2 separate regions of the Homo sapiens genome follow, and region 2 is linked to region 1. Evidence: read pairs that join two places in POLR2A ChIA-PET (ENCODE). Cell type or tissue: OCI-LY7. All regions are shown on one strand. Links, peaks and the distances in the headings refer to the core of each region. The heading gives the core; the rest is flanking DNA.

What was found. Peaks named below come from ENCODE experiments on the same cell type or tissue, not always from the same donor. Only the 100,000 strongest peaks of a DNase experiment are listed, where the experiment ranks them.
Region 2: POLR2A ChIA-PET joins it to region 1 with 6 read pairs; 7 of 35 experiments call an interaction of 5 or more read pairs at or near these places.

What each region holds. Positions count from the first base shown.
Region 1 is chrX:119,794,693-119,803,021 of GRCh38, forward strand. The region is part of intron 2 of LOC107985694 (a long non-coding RNA gene); the gene reads left to right. Among named protein-coding and RNA genes, the nearest start is that of RPL39, 7.2 kb to the left of the region's middle. In OCI-LY7, for the core only: no CTCF peak of the experiment used is centred there; no DNase peak of the experiment used is centred there.
Region 2 is chrX:119,633,112-119,641,440 of GRCh38, forward strand. SEPTIN6 (septin 6) reads right to left here. Exons shown (of 11, transcript NM_145799.4): 6 at 7,581-7,677; 7 at 3,916-4,084; 8 at 249-381. Among named protein-coding and RNA genes, the nearest start is that of MIR766, 9.6 kb to the right of the region's middle. RefSeq lists enhancers at 5,581-5,700, 6,211-6,260. In OCI-LY7, for the core only: no CTCF peak of the experiment used is centred there; no DNase peak of the experiment used is centred there; H3K27ac peaks cover 527 bases.

The DNA of each region.
Region 1 (8,329 bases), core at 252-8,251:
CACTGGGGAAAACTAGATAAAGGGTACACAGGGCCTCTCAGTCCCTTTCTTTGCAACTTCTTGCGAATCTATTGTTATTTCAAAATACAAGTCTAAAAAAACTCTGCCTTCATTGAGTTTAATTATAGTGGGGAGTTAGACAACAAATATGTAAATTACATGGCACATCAGAAGGAGGTGTCATCAAGAAAAGCAAAGCAGGGGCCAGGTGCAGTGGCTAACACCTGTAATCCCAGCATTTTGGAAGGCTGGGGAAGGAGGAATAGTTGAGACCAGGAGTTTTAGATCAGCCTGGACAACATAGTGAGACTCTCTACAAAAAATACAAAATTTAGCCACTGGATGTGGTGGCACGTGCCCGTAGCTCCAGCTACTTGGAAGGCGAGAAGGGAGGAGCGCTTGAGCCCAGGAGTTCGAGGCTGCAGTGAGCCATGATTGTGCCACTGCACTCCAGCCTGAGCAACAGAGTGAGACCCTGTCTCAAAACAAACAAAAAATTGAGGGCTGGGCGCGGTGGCTCACGCCTATAATCCCAGCACTTTGGGAGGCCGAGGCGGGTGGATCACGAGGTCAGGAGTTCGAGACCAGCCTGACCAACATGGTGAAATCTCGTCTCTACTAAAAATACAAAAAATTAGCCGGGTGTGGTGGTGGCGCCTGTAATCCCAGCTACTCGGGAGGCTGAGGCAGGAGAATCGCTTGAACCCGGGAGGTGGAGGTTGCAGTGAGTGGAGATCATGCCACTGTACTTCAGCCTGGTGACAGAGGGAGACTCCGTCTCAAAAAAAAAAAAAAAAAAATTGAGAAAGGGTGGCATGAAAGGTAGAAGGAAAACCAGCAAGAAGTGCTCTTTCTAAAAGCAGTAAGAATTAAAAGGATAATTGACATAAGCACTTAAAAGCTTATTTGCTGCTGCTTCTGGTCACCAGAAAGAAAATGCTTGCTCTTAAATAAATGAGCAATAAAAATCCAAAAAATCCAAGTTAAAAAATGTATATTTGGAAAAATGGCCGGGCGTGGTGGCTCCCACCTGTAATCCCAGCACTTTGGGAGGCTGAGGCGGGTGGATCAACTTAGATCAGGAGTTCGAGACCAGCCTGGCCAACATGGCAGAACCCTGTCTCTACTAAAAATACAAAAATTAGCCGGGAATGGTGGCACACCTGCAATCACAGCTATTCAGGAGGCTGAGGCAGGAGAATTGCTTGAACCTAGGAGGTGGAAGTTTCAGTGAGCCGAGATCGCACCATTGCACTTCAGCCTGGGCAACAGAGTGAGACCCTGTCTCAAAAAAAAAAAAAAAGTTGGAAAAAAATAATGCAGCAATAAAAAATAATACAAATATAGACAGGTGTGGCAGCATGCACCTGTAGTCCTAGCTACTTGGGAGGCTGCGGTAGGCAGATTGCTTGATCCCAGGAGTTCAAGTCCAGCCTGGGCAATGTAGTGAGACCCTATCTCTAAAAATAAATACAAATGAAAAACAATACAGTATAATAATTATTTACATAGCATTTACACTACATTAGGTATTATAAGTAAACAAGAGATGACTTAAAGTATACAGGAGGATGTGTGTAGGTTATATGCAAATATTACATAATTTTATATAAAGGACTTGGACATCAGTGGGTTTTGGTATTAAAGAGATCCTGGAACCAATCCTTCATGGATACTGAGAGACGATTATATCTGCAAAGGTGTAGATGCTAAGAACAGGTATCCAGGGCCTCCCAGAGCCAGCCTAGGAGTCTGAGCTTTATCCTGGGGACCAACAATTTGCAGACTTCTTTTTTTTTCTTTCTTTTATTTTTATTTTTTTGAGACAGAGTCTCGCTCTGTCGCCTAGGCTGGAGTGCAATGGTATTATCTCCACTCACTGCAACCTCCACCTCCCTGGTTCAAGCAATTCTCCTGCCTCAGCCTCCCAAGTGGCTGGGATTACAGACACATGCTACCATCCCCAGCTAATTTTTGTATTTTTAGTAGAGATGGGTTTCACCATGTTGGCCAGTCTGGTCTCAAACTCCTGACCTCAAGTGATCCACCCGCCTCAGCCTCCCAAAGTGCTGGGATTACAGGCGTGAGCCACCACGCCCGATGTAGTTTGCAGACTTCTTTAACAGAATGGCTCTTTGTTTTAAAAGCCATTTTATATAGAAACTCACCATTGACTCTTCTCTGTTACACCCTTAATCCAGTCTCAGCAAATCCTGTCAGCTGTCTCAAAAATGTTTCTCGAATTCAGTGCTCATTTCCCCCACCGTCGTTCATCTCTCACTTGGATTACTGCAAAATCCTTCAAACTCTTCCCCCTTCTTCTGGCCCTGCCCCTCTACAGTTTCTTCTCAACACAGCAGTCAATGACCCTGTTAAAACCTAAGCCTGATCATGTCACTGTATTTAGTGGCTCCTTTTTATTTTTCATTTTTTTGAGACTAAGTCTTGCTCTGTCACCCAGGCTGGAGCGCAGTGGCATGATCTCAGGTCACTGCAACCTCCACCTCCTGAGTTCAAGTGATTCCTGTGCCTCAGCCTCTCAAATGGCTGGGACTACAGGCACATGCCACCACACCCGGCTAATTTTTGTGTTTTTAATAGAGATGGGGGTGTATGTTGGCCATGTTGGTCTTGAACTCCTGAGCTCAAGGGATCTGCCCCCTTCTGCCTCCCAAAGTGCTGGGATTGCAGGCATGAGCCACTGTGCCTGGCCTATTTAGTGGTTCTTAATGGCTCATTTCACTCCAGTAAATATCTAAGTGCCCCAGCCTGGGCGACATAGGGAGACCCTGTCGCTACGAAACGTTAAAAAATTAGCCGGATGTCGGGGCACACACCTGTGGTCTCAGCTATTCAGGAGGCTGAGGTGGGAGGATTGCTTGAGCCCGGAAGGTCAAGGCTGCAGTAAGATGAGATCACACCACTGTACTCCAGCCTGAGTAACAGAGCAAGACTCTATCTCCAAAAAAAATATAAAAAGAAGAAAAAAATTAAAGATTCAAGTTCTCACAACAGGCATACGCTTCCACATCAGCCCCTTCCACCTCACCTCTGTGACCTTATCTCCCACTGCTCTCACCATCAGTTCACTGGGCTTTGGCCATACTGGGCAGTTCTCAGCTCAGGGCCTTTGCACTTGCTCTTCTCGCTACCTGGAAGCTCTTCCCCTAGATGTCCCCACGCCTTCATGGCTTCCTTCATCAGTCTCCTTAGGTCTTTTTTCCAATGTCACCTCAGTGAGGCTTTCCCTAACCACTCTATCTATCTAAAATTGCAGCTCGGCCGGGCGCGATGGCTCACGCCTGTAATCCCAGCACTTTGGGAGGCTGAGGCGGGCAGATCATGAGGTCAGGAGTTCGAGACCAGCCTGGCCAACATGGTGAAACCCCATCTCTACTGAAAATACAAAAAATTAGCTGGGCATGATAGTGTGTGCCTGTAATCCCAGCTACTCAGGAGGCTTAGACAGGAGAATTGCTTGAACCGGGACTCGGGAGGTGGAGGTTACAGTGAGCTGAGATCATGCCACTCCACTCCAGCCTGGGAGACAGAGGGACACTCTGTCTCAAAAATAAAATAAAGTAAAATAAAATAAAATAAAGTAAAATTGCAAACCCCAGGTCGGGCGCAGTGGCTCACACCTATAATCCCAGCATTTTGGGAGGTCAAGGCCCAGCATTCTGGGCTTGAGCCCAGAAGTTTGAGACCATCCTGGGCAACATGGTGAGACCTCCGCCTCTACAAGAAAAATGCAAAGATTAGCTGGGTGTGGTGGCACATGCCTGTAGTCCCAGCTACTCAGGAAGCTGAGGTGGGAGGCTCACCTGAGCCTGGGGAGTTCGAGGCTACAGTCAGCAGTGATTGAGCCACTGCACTCCAGCCTGGGTGACAGAGTGAGACTCTCTCTAAAAAAAATTTGCAACCCCTGGCCCCCACTCAGCACTCCCTACCCCTACTACTGCTTTATTTTTCTCCATATTACTTACCTGAGATAACATATATTTTATTTATTGTTTGACTCCCTGCCTAGAATGTAAGCTCCATGAGGTCATGGATTGTGTATTTTGTTCACTGCTGTATTCCCTGAGCCTGGAACAGTGCCTGACACATAGTAGATGCGCAGTAAATATTTGGTGAATGAATGAACAAACGCTAATACATCAAAGAGACAACATCAAAGAACAGACTCCACAGGGCAGTTTACATCTTCATTGTTTGGCCCGACCCTTCTTGTTTGAGGGTGGATTTTCAAAATTACTGCTGAAGGCAATTGGGAGCCTTGAAAGCTTTTAAAGGGTAAGAGTAAGTGGCAATTATATATTTGTTGTTGTTGATGTTGTTGTTTTTGGAGGCAGGGTCTTGCTCTATCACCCCGGCTGGAGTGCAGTGGTATATTCTCAGCTCCCTGCAACCCCCACTTCCCCGGCTCAAGCCATCCTCCAACCTCAGGCCCCTAAGTAGCTGGGACTACAGGTGCGTGCTGCCAACCCAATTTTTTGTATTTTGGTAGAGACGGGGTCTCACCACATTGTCCAGGCTGATCTCGAACTCCTGACTTCAAGCGATCTCACCTCGGCCTCCCAAAGTGCTGGGATTACAGGCATAAGCCACCGTGCCTGGCCAATTATGTAAGTATTTTAAAAAGATCCTTTGGCCAGCTGGAGAGTAGATGGGGATGGGGACAATAGTGGAAACAAGAAGGCTCGTGGGGGCGGTTGTTAAAATTATGCTTTTTTTTTTTTGAAACAGAGTCTCGCTCTTGTCGCCTAGGCTGGAGTGCAGTGGCACGATCTCGGCTCACTGTAACCTCCGCCTCCCAGGTTCAAGCAGTTCTCCTGCCTCAGCCTCTGGAGTAGCTGGGATTACAGACACCTACCACCATGCCCGCTAATTTTTGTATTTTTAGTAGAGACGGGGTTTCGCCATGTTGGCCAGGCTGGTCTCCAACTCCTGACCTCAGGTGATCTGCCCGCCTCAGCCTCCCAAAGTGCTGGGATTACAGGCATGAGCCACCACGCCTGGTCAGCAAACTTTTTCTGATAGTAAATATTTTAGGCTTTGCAGATGACATACAGTGTCTGTTGCGACTACTCAACTCTGCTGTTGCAGGATGAAAGCTGCAGGACAATATGTAAATGAACGGTGTGGCTGGGTTCCAAGAAAACTTTAGTTACAGATACTAAAATTTAAATTCAATAGAATTGTCATGTGTCCCAAAATATTCTTTTGATTTTTTTCAACCATTCAAAAATACAGAAACCATTCTTAGCTCTCAGGCTGTACAAAAACACGCAGTGGCCAGGTTTGGTCCATAGGCTGTAATTTGCTGAGCCTAGGCCTAGATAATTATGTCAAGACTCTCCTCTCCCTCCTCAAACCTGCAACCCTTCTTCCTCCATTCTCACACTCAGTTGAGGACCTGGCTTCCTAGTCACTGAGAAAATTTAAGCAATCACAAGAGAACTCCCACAGCCCATCCACACATGCTATCTGCCAACACCTCCACGTGACTATTCCCCCATCCCTCTGTTACTGTGAATGAAACGTTTGAACTATGTCCGGCCTGTCTGCTCGCTTGTGCCCTAGATCCAAACCTCTCTCGCCCATTCAACAACCCTGCTCTGACTAGTCTTCCCTTTCTGTCCTTGCTGTTCACTGCATTATTCCCATCAACATACAAATAAATATGCTGTCATCTTAAAAAAGCTGCTTTTTACTCCAACTCCCTTGCCAGCTACTTCTTCTTCTCCTTCCCTTTACAACAAAACCCTGGTAAAGATTTGTCTTCATTCACTGTTTCCAACTTCTCTCCCATTCTTTAAGTGAGATACAATTCACGTAATATGAAAATCACCGTTTTTTTATTTTATTTTATTTTTGAGACAGAGTCTTGCTCTGTCAGGCTGGAGTGCAATGGCGTGATCTCAGCTCACTGCAACCTCGGCCTCCCGAGTTCAAGCGATTCTCCTGCCCCAACCTCCCAAGTAGCTGGGATTACAGGCATGCACCACCACACCCAGCTAATTTTTGTATTTTTAGTAGAGGCAGGGTTTCACCATGTTGGCCACGCTGGTCTTGAACTCCTGACCTCAGGTGATCTGCCCACCTCGGCCTCCCAGAGTGCTGGGATTACAGGTGTCAGCCACCGCACCGGCCACTATTTTATTTTATTTTATTTATTTTTGAGATAGAGTCTCTGTCACCCAGGCTGGAGTGCAGTGGCATGAACTCAGCTCACTGCAACCTCCGCCTCCTGGGTTCTAGTGATTCTCCTACCTCAGCCTCCCAAGTAGCTGGGATTACAGGCATGTGCCACCACGCCTGGCTAATTTTGTATTTTTAGTGGAGATGGGGTTTTGCCATGTTGGCCCAGCTGGTCTTGAACTCTTGACCTCAGGTGATCCACCCGCCTCAGCCTCCCAAAGTGCTAGGATTACAGATGTGAGCCACCGTGCCTGGCCTAGCAGTCACTCTTTCATTCCCACTCTTCTCTCAGCCCTAGGAAACCACTAATCTATTTTCCGTCTCTGTGGATTTGCCTATTCTGGATATTTTATATAAATGGAGACACAATATGTAGCCTTTTGTGTCTGCTTTCTTTCACTTAGCATAATGTTTTCAAGGTTCATCCATGTTGTAGCATGAATCAGTATTTCATTTTTTTTAGAAGTGGGGTCTCACTATATTGCCCAGGCTGGTCTTGAACTCCTGAGCTCAAGCAATCATCCCACCTTGGCCTCCCAAAGTGCTAGAATTACAGGTGTGAGGCACTGTGCCAGGCCAACATTTTTTATTTTTTTTAATAGAGACAGGGTCTCACTATGTTGCCCAGGCTAGTCTCGAACTCCTAAGTTCAAGTGATGCTCCCACCTCAGCCTCCCAAATGCTAGGATTACCTGGAAGAGCTCTCATGCCCGGCTCATTTTTCTTTCTCTTTCTCTTTCTTTTTTTTTCTTTCTTTCTTTCCTTTCTCCTTTTTTTCTTTCTTTCCTTCCTTCTTTCCTTCTTTCCTTTCCTTCCTTCTTTCCTTCCTTCCTCCCTCCCTCTTCTCTCTCCCTCCTTTCCTTCCTTTTTTCCTTCCTTCCTTCTTTCATTCCTCCCTCCCTCCCTCTCTCCTTCCCTCTTTCCTTCCTCCTTCCCTCCCTCTCACTCTTTTCCTTGCTTCCTTTTCTTTCTCTTTTTCTTTTTCTTTCTCTCTCTTTCTCTTTCCCTCCCTCCCTCCTTCTCTTTCCCTCCCTCCCTCCTTCTTTCTTTTTTCTTTCTCCTTCCTTCTTTCCTTATTTCCTTTTCCTTCCTTCCTTCTTCTCTTTCCCTTCCTTTCTCCCTCCCTCCCTTTTCTTTCTCTTTTCTTTCCTTCCTTTCTCTTTCTCCTTCCTTCCTCCTCCTTTTTCTCTTTCTCCCTTTCTCTCCTTCCTTCCTTCTTTCCTTTTTTCCTTCCTTCCTTTCTTCCCTCCCTCCCTCCCTCCCTTTTCTTTCTTTCCCTTCCTCCCTCCCTCCCTTTCTTTCCTCTTTTCTTTCTTTTTCCTTCCTTCCTTCCTTTCCATTTTTTTCCTCCTTCCTTTCTTTCTTCTTGACAGAGTCTTGCTCTCTTGCCCAGGCTGGAGTGCACTGGTGTGATCTTGGCTCACTGCAACCTCTGCCTCCTGGGTTCAAGCAATTCTCCTGACACAGCCTCCTGAGTAGCTGGGACCACAGGCTTGTGCCAACACGCCTGGCTGACTTTTGTATTTTTAATATTTTTTCTTTTTTTTTTTTTTTGGTGTTTATTTTTTTGAGACAGAGTCTCAGTCTGTCACCCAGGCAGCAGTGCAGTGGCGCGATCTTGGCTCACTGCAACCTCCATCTCTCAGGTTCAAGCAATTCTCCTGCCTCAGCCTCCCAAGTAGCTTGGATTGCAGATGTGCACTACCACGCCCGGCTAATTTTTGTATTTTTAGTAGGGGTGGGGTTTCACCATGTTGGCCAAGCTGGTCTTGAAGTCCTGACCTCAAGTGATCCTCCCGCCTCGGCCTCCCGAAGTGCTGGCATTTCAAGCATGAGCCACCACGCCCAGCCGTATTTTTAGTGGCCAACCTTGCTGGCCACTCCTCCTCCTTGAAACACTTTTCTCTTGGATTAAGTAACACCGGAGTCTTCTGGTATTTCTCCTACTCTGGCTATTCTTTCTGTCTTTGTAGATACATTTCCTTACCTCTGTGTAATGTTAAGAGTTCTTTAAGGCTGGGCCCTAGGTCTGCTTCTGTTCCTACTTCACTCTCTCCCCATAAAGTGACAGAATCCATGGTCATGACTTCAATGGACCCCTAAAAATGGATGAATTCCAAATCCA
Region 2 (8,329 bases), core at 207-8,206, 160 kb before region 1:
TTCCTATTGTGAATAGTGTTGCAGTGAACATATGTGTGTGTGTATCTTTATAATAAAGTGATCTATAGGATTGCTGGGTCGAATGGCATTTCTGATTCTAGGTCTTTGAGGAATCACCACACTGTCTTCCACAGTGGTTGAAGTAATTTACATTCACACCAACAGTGTAAAAGCGTTCCTATTTTTCCACAGTCTCACCAGCAGCTGTTGTTTCTTGACATTTTAATAATCACCAGGCTCACATTTACCTCTTTCTCTGCCTCTTTGAGCTCCGCTTCTTTCTCTTTGACTCGCTGGACGAACATCTGTCTCATCTCCTCTTCTTTTTTCTGGAGTTCCCCTAGGAACTCGTTCCTTTTGGCCTCATATGTCTCCTGTAAACTGCGAACATGGTCAGGTTAATTCTTCTTCCTTTGGAATGATTCCTATTTGATAAAACTGGCCCCAAAGATCCTCACTGGGTTCCTCTGTCCTCCCTTCCCCAGTTGTGAGCCAGGTACAAAAATAGAACCACAAAGCTGTGGGCACCTGGCTTGGCCCATGACAGCATGCCCACAGGGATTCTGGAGGGGGATGGGGCAACCCTAGTGAACTGGAGAGACTTAGAATATCTGGTTCTATACTCTTGTTCTACGGATGAGAAAACTGAGGCCCAGAGAGGTGAGGTGTCTTACTCAAGGCCCCACGGCTAGTTAGAGGGAGAACTTTGACCAGAAGCTGAGTCTCCTGTCTCTTCATCTGGGTTTTCCCACTGCACAATGCTGCCAGGCCCTGGCTCTGAAACTGACCACATTAATGAACTATTTCAACAAATGCTTGAGGAGACTCCATATGTGCTAGACTCAGTACTAATTGACATGATGCTAGTCACTCAGCCTCTAGAGCCAACAGCCATCATACCTGCCATCAAGGAACTCATGGTCTAGTGGGAGATGCCCCTGGCCTAAGCTTATTTTTAAAGAAATAGGAGATAGGCTGGGTGCAGTGGCTCACGCCTGTAATTCCAGCACTCTGGGAGGCCAAGACGGGTGGATCACCTGAGGTCAGGAGTTCGAGACCAGCCTGGCCAACATGGTGAAACCCCATCTCTACTAAAAAATACAAAAAATTAGCCAGGCGTCGTAGTGGGCGCCAGTAATCCCAGCTACTCGGGAGGCTGAGGCAGGAGAATCACTTGAACCTGCTAGGCGAAGGTTGAAGTGAGCCGAGATTGCGCCACTGCACTCCAGCCTGTGTGACAGAGTGAGACTCCATCTCAAAAAAAAAAAAAAAAAAGCAATAGCCTGGTGAAGAAGAGGTGGAACTGTGATCCAAAGAGGGCAGCATGTAAGAAAGCAGGTGTGAAGAGAGAATGACATTCTTGGGGAGCCAGGTATGGTTCAACATGGCCAGAGAGCACCATGGCAGTGGTGGAGTAGAGGCAGACAAAGTTCCTGAGCCTGGAGGAAGAGAACAGGCTTTGAATGCCATATTTAAAAATTGGATATGTACACACTGCATGGTTTTAAAGCAGGAAGTAGTACTAGATCCAATTTGAAAATGAGAAGGACCATTCCGGCTGTGCTGTGGGAAGGATAGACTGTCCATCAATCCAAGTAAGAAGTGACAGGATCTTGGCCAGGTGTGGTGGCTCATGCCTGTAATCTCAGCACTTTGGGAGGCCAAGGTGGGTAGATCACTTGAGGTCAGGAGTTCAAGACCAGCCTGGCCAATATGGTGAAACCCCATCTCTAATAAAAATACAAAAATTAGCTGGGTGAGGTGGTGGGCGCCTGTAATCCCAGCTACTGGGGAGGCTGAGGCAGGAGAATCGCTTGAACCCGGGAAGCCAAGATTGCAGTGAGCCGAGATTGTGCCATTGTACTCCAGCCTGGGCGATAGAGCAAGACTCTGTCTCAAAAAAAAAAAAAAAAAAAGAAAGAAAAGAAAAGAAGAAGTGATAGGATCTTAATGTTAAGGGCTGGGAGGGAATGGAGGGAGCAGTAAGGGAAGCAGAACTCCCAGGACTTGGGAGGAGCCAAAGGTAATTCTGATTATCCTTGGGCAACCAGGTGGATGGTGGTATCATGAATGGCAACAGGGAATGTTGGAGACACATGCTTAAGAGGGCAGAAGATGAATTTGTACAGAGCTTGATTTTCGGGGAGGTCCTCTATGGGATGTCTGAGTGGACATCCAGGATGCAGTTGGATTAATGGGTTTAGACCTCAGAAGTAAGACTAGCTTGGGAACCATCTACTTCTAGGTGGTAATTAGGGCTGTGAGAGTAGAAAGAACCAGCTGCAAAGAGAACAGAAAGTGAAAGGAGCAGAGGCTCTAGGAAAGAATCCCGGGGGGTATATCAACATTTAAAGGAGTAAGGTGAAGAAAACGAGCCTGCAAAGGAGGCTGAGAAGAAATAGTAGGAGAGATAGGAATAGAATCAGCCAGGCCAGTGCTAGAAAAGCCAAAGGCAGAGAGCATTTCAAGGAGGCAGTGGGGAATGGCATAAAGTGCTGCGTTGATATCAAATAAGATGGAAACCAAAGGCCACATTGAACTTGGCCACAAGTCTGCGATTCCTGGCCTTGGAGAGAGGCATTTGAGTGGTTATGCTGGGGACAGAAGCCAGACTGCAGTGGATTGAGGAATGAATGAGAGATGGGGAAGAGGAACCAGTAAACATAGAACAACTCTTTCTCCTCATCCTGTCAAGGACTTCTTGACAGGACAGAGGCTGGTAAGAAAGAGCAGGGTTAAGGGAGAGTTTCTTCAGCACAAGAATGCTTACATGCAGCATGGGAAGGAGCTGGCAGAGAAGGAGTGAAGAAGGCGAAGACACAGGAAACAGAGGTATTCAGGATGGAGTGAAGGAGGAGGGAAGGAGACAAAATGACCAGGTGGAGGCACACCTACTCCTCTACAAATGCAGATGAAAGCTGCAGGTGGGGAAGACAGCCAGGGAGCTCCCACCAGAAAAAGACAAGCATGGCTTCCCCCAGCCCCACCTGTCAGTATATAGGGCATGAGCCTGTCCCTCCTGAAGCAAATATCCCCAAGGGACTGGTTAGGCTCTGACTCCAGGCCAGCTTTAGGCTGTGCACAGGTAGAGTAAGATCTCAGAGGCTCTTTGAAAGCCTTTTTAACTGGTAGACATCTCCCTCACTTGCTTATTAATGCCTGACCACCATAAAGGGCACCACGTGGTAATTTCAACTGTGGGGCTTATTTCACACATCACGCATATAGATCAGACACTTCTACTTGGCGCATTACTCCTCTCTGCATAATAACCTGCTTTCAAAAACATTCCCCTTCTCTAAAAGCATTCTGATTTAAGAAATATGGCAGTGATGATCAACATCCTGCGGTCAAAACAGAACTTGCACTTGAATGCAGACACTAAGGACAGCAATTGGAGAGCCTGCAGTTCATCGATGCATGGCAAGGGCATGCTACCTGGTCCTATCTGGGTTTGAGAATGGGGAAATGGGTAAAGAACAGACTAGAAACCTGTCTGAGCGCCAGGAGCCTGATGAAGAAAGAGGGGCAGAGGACAGTTACCAACTGCCACCTCGTGGAACAGGGCCCCAGCTTGGGGATTCCCCCCAGCGCAGCTGCTTGGAGCTGTCATGGATGCGTGCATGTGTGTGTGGTGATCAGCCTTGCTGGTCCTCTGGGCATCCTCCCTTCCCTTGCCCTTAAAAGCAAGGCGGCGGTACTTCCCAAGCCTGCTCCCCACAGCTCTCCTGGCAGGTGTGCAGAGGCAAAGGGTGAACAGGCAAGCAGAACTGGCAAGTGAGTCGCCCCTGCTCCTTGAGGTCTTAGCACCCGTGTCTCGCCTCCCCTGTGAATTCTCCAGGGGAAGGCTTCCACACCACCTGAGTGGGCTGAGCTGAGCTGGGCTGGGCTGGGCTGGGCTGGCAGGAGCGGTACCTGAAGGGTTTGCTGTCAGGGTCGGTGTCCTTGAAGCCCATCTCCTCCAGCTTACAGCGGCGATACAGCTCATAGTGCCGGGTGTGGGTCTGCTCCCGCAGATCCTCCATGTTGACCCGAATCAGCATCTCCCGCAGCTTCACAAAGTCGCAGTGGGCCTCGTTTTCAACTGCATAGCAGGATTTGGGGTATTGAAAGTATGTTGAAAGGAAGGCCAGCAGAAGCAGAAATGGATGAAACGAGAGGCAAAATGTCTAACAGTGACGTTGCCTTGCAATCTGTGTATTTAGATCCTGCAAATTTACCTCCTCTCTTTTCTACTGAAAATGTAAATGAAAGGTTACAAAAATGCCAGTAATGAAAAACTGTGATATCATAAAAATACTTATTAAGACAGTCAGTAGCACCACAATCTAAATTCAGCAGTCAGAACCCTCAAAAGAATGTTTGGTCTGCACCACTTGTAGGACAACAGCATATATGCATCTGTCCATCCATCCATCCATCCATCCACTCATCCATCCATCCATCTATCCATCCATCCATCCATCCATCCATCCATCCACTCATCCATCCATCCATCCATCCATCTATCCATCCATCCATCCACTCATCCATCCATCTATCTATCCATCCATCCATCCATCCATCCATCCATCCATCCATCCATCCAATCAATATTTGTGGAATCTCTGTTCCCAGTATTGTGTGAGGCACTGGGAATTCAGAAACGAAGTGATGGAATCTTGCTCTCAGGAGCTTATAGTTTAGAGGAAGAATAGATACAAATAGACAAATACAATTCAGTGCACAACTACAAAAATAGAGGGATAGCCAAGTTGCAATAAAGCTCAGAAGAGGGGAACCTAAGAACTCCTGGGAAAGTGAAGACTTCACCGAAGAGAAAATCTCTAAGATGACTCTGGAAGGAAGAATAGCAATTTATCAGCCAGAGAAGGGAATGGTGTTTGCAAAGTGTCAATGAGGCTAGGCAAGGTTATGTAGCTAGTAAGTTGCAGAATTAGGGTTCAAACCCAGGCAATGTAGGGGAGGTGACAAAGTCTCCAAAGAATAAGGGGAAAGAACTAGGATATTGATAGATGACAGTGACAAGGAGGGGTGTGGACCGCAGGCATGGCCCACCTGGATGGTAGAAGCTTCCAAGGAGGTGGTTTCTTTAGAAGGTAGATAATGGCCTGACAGTAGCAGTGGTGACTAGGAGCAAGGGGACCCCACTTTCTGGCCTGTGTGAACAAGTCCCCTCCTCAAAAGAGTGCAAGCAAAGGTCTGCAATTTGGGGCAGTGGTCAAGAATGACAGATGTGGACCAAGTCATAGCAAAATCGATTTCTGGCTGGACCAGGTCACGAGGAGCACTTTGTCAAGGTGGCTACAGGTATGGCTTCACTGTGTCGGATGGTGGTATTTGCCCTGAACAAGTAGGAAAAATGGTGTCTGAAGTGAACAGGCAATCACCCCAGATTCTGTCTTGCAGGGTCTGGAAGAGGGTAGTGAGGGCAGAGAAGGGTCTGGGATAAGTGGGTCAGCCATAGTTGAAGCAGACTACCTTGTGGTCATTAATCTTTCCAAAGCCCGAATCAGCTCACATAATCCCTCTGCTTAAGACCCACTGAATTAGGAATAAAGCCCCCTGCTGTCATAGAACACAGGCTAATATTAAAGATGACATCAGTAAGACAACTTCTCAGGACTATGCTATATGCCATCTCCTCCTCCATCTCTGGACAGTGATCTCTAATGGTGAGTCAGAAGGAGTGCCTCCGAGGGCCCTGCAGGCTGCCTGAGCAATATACAACTTCTTCCTCATTCAAGCGGAACAGTCAACTTAGACTTACAAGAAAAACTTTCAAAACCCCCTTTTCTGTTTAGGTTCAGAGTAGTCCACATCAGATGAAATAAGTCATTGGAACCATGTCTACTGGCTTCTCCTCGTCTCACTTCAGGTTCCTGTTTCTCAGACCACAAGTCCATTCCCAGGGTGGGACACTGTGGGTCCAGAAACCATTTGCAAACGTTCCTAGTGGAGCATCCCCAGCTCCGAACAGCAGAGAAGACCAGAACTTAGCACAGCTCTGATAACCAGTCTTGTCCTACCTATGGAAAATCCAGCTATTGCCAGTGGGTGTGTGGGGTGTCCTAAAACATGCCAGCCTTCGTATGTGATGTGGACAACTCGCCATCCACTTTCAGGTGTTTCCCCAGTGGTAGGGATGAGTTTACAGAGAACCAGCCACTCTTTCACACGATGCCCCTATCAGCCACGGCCCAGTTTCTAGCTGTAGACTCTGAGGACCAGAGACCTCTTCTACCCACAGCGCCATCCTTGGCCTTGTCTTGTGCACTGAACTGACTAGCCCTGAGGGTAAGTTAACATATGTCAGGCAGATCACAGAAGGAACTTTCCTGAGTGTAATACAATATGTCTAATTGCTTTTCAATTGTGAAATAATCATACATACAAAGAGCATGAAATGTGTATGTACAATTTAAAGAATTTTTGAAAAATTAACACCAATGTCTCCACAACTCAGGTTAAACATTACCAGTACCTTGGAAGCCCCTGAGTGCCCTTTCCCAATCTCATCCCCCTCTATCCCTCAACTCCCCTGGCAGAGACTTAATCCTTCTCCTGACTTTGGGGATTATCATTCCTTTGTTTTTCTTTATAGTTTTACCTCTTATGTATGCATTCCTAAGAATATATATCTTGTTTAGTTTTGCCTCCTTTTGGAATTCATACAAAGGGAATCCAATGGTATGTTTCTTTCTTTCTTTTTTTTTGAATCTCACTCTGTCGCCCAGGCTGGAATGCAGTGGCAAAATCTCAGCTCACTGCAATCTCTACCTCCCGGGTTCAAGCGATTCTCCTGCCTCAGCCTCCTGAGTAGCTGGGACTACAGGCACATGCCACCATACCTGACTAATTTTTTTTTTTTTGTATTTTTAGTAGAAACGGGGTTTCACCATGTTGGCCAGGCTGGTCTCGAGCTCCTGACCTCAGGTGATCCGCCTTCTTCGGCCTCCCAGAGTGCTAGAATTACAGGAGTGAGCCACCGCGCCCAGCCCCAACACGTAGTTTTTTTAAATCCCTTATCCCCCTCCCACCCTCCCACTATCCAGTCTTTTTTTTTTTTTTTTTTTTTTTTGTATTTTTAGTAGAGATGGGGTTTCACCATGTTGGCCAGGATGGTCTCAATCTCCTGACCTCGTGATCCGCCCGCCTCGGCCTCCCAAAGTGCTGGGATTACAGGCGTGAGCCACTGTGCCCGGCCTATCCAGTCTATTTTAAAGAATATCTGAATTGTTTGTAATTATTTGTCATTACAAACAACACTACTGTGAACATTCTTCAGGTGCACTTGGGCAAGAACACATGCTTTTTCGCACACTCCTTCCTACCTTGCAAGTCCTTGTGTTTTAGGAATACCTTTCCCATTAGAAATTAGAGGGAGCTTGCTCCCATCAGAGCATCCCAGTATGGAGCCAGAGTTAGCTTGCTAGTGACCCCTATGGCTATTTGGGACCCATGCCGAATGAGCAGAGACTTGGGACAATTTAGAAACTTGTCATATAGTGGCTGGGGACAAACAAAGAGACAGACAAAAGGGGCTTCCTGTGTGTAGCCCTTCCCGGAGACTCACTCACCCTGCACAGTGCCCCAAGGATACTGCCGCGCCCTCATCATCTTGTTGCCTATCTTCAGTTCTTCTGTGCTGCCAATGACAGCAAACGGCAGGTGGGCCTGAAACCGAAGGCAAACGAAAGCTGAGAACTGCAGAAGAAAGGCACTGAGTGTTACACAACCCAACTGCTGTTCGTCTCTGGGGCCCCAGGCCCTCACCCTGCAATGTCCCTCACTGTCATCATCACCAACAAGCATTTATTAAGTTCCCAAACCATGTGAGGATAAGAGGCCTAGTCCAAGCCTCTGCTGTTCAGAAATTCACAATAGAGGGTAACAATGACATGGCTGAATGCATAGGGAACAAAGAGAGAAAATAAGCAGAATAATAAGCAGACACACAGATTACCAAACTATTCGCTATTCATAGTTACTGCTGAGGGGAAGAGCCTTTGGAAGAAGGGGAAGTGGAATGAGGGGGGTTCTGTGTGGATAGAGAGGATAAAGGAGTACCAAAGGGTCTGGGATCACTGGCCCTTCTCCCTCCCTGGCATGCAAGAGCCCCAAGACTAGGTCCATACTGAGACCACACAGCCAACTGAGCTGTACTCTCCTTGTTCTCATCCTTCCCCGGAGAAAGAGCTCACATTGAACTTGTGAGCCTAGAAGGCAAGTCACCAAGGATTTACTCACATGACCATGCTGGGTTCTTCTGTAGGTGCTATAAGGCAGACAGAAGCAGCAGAAGACACGCTCCCTCGCCCTCTAGGAG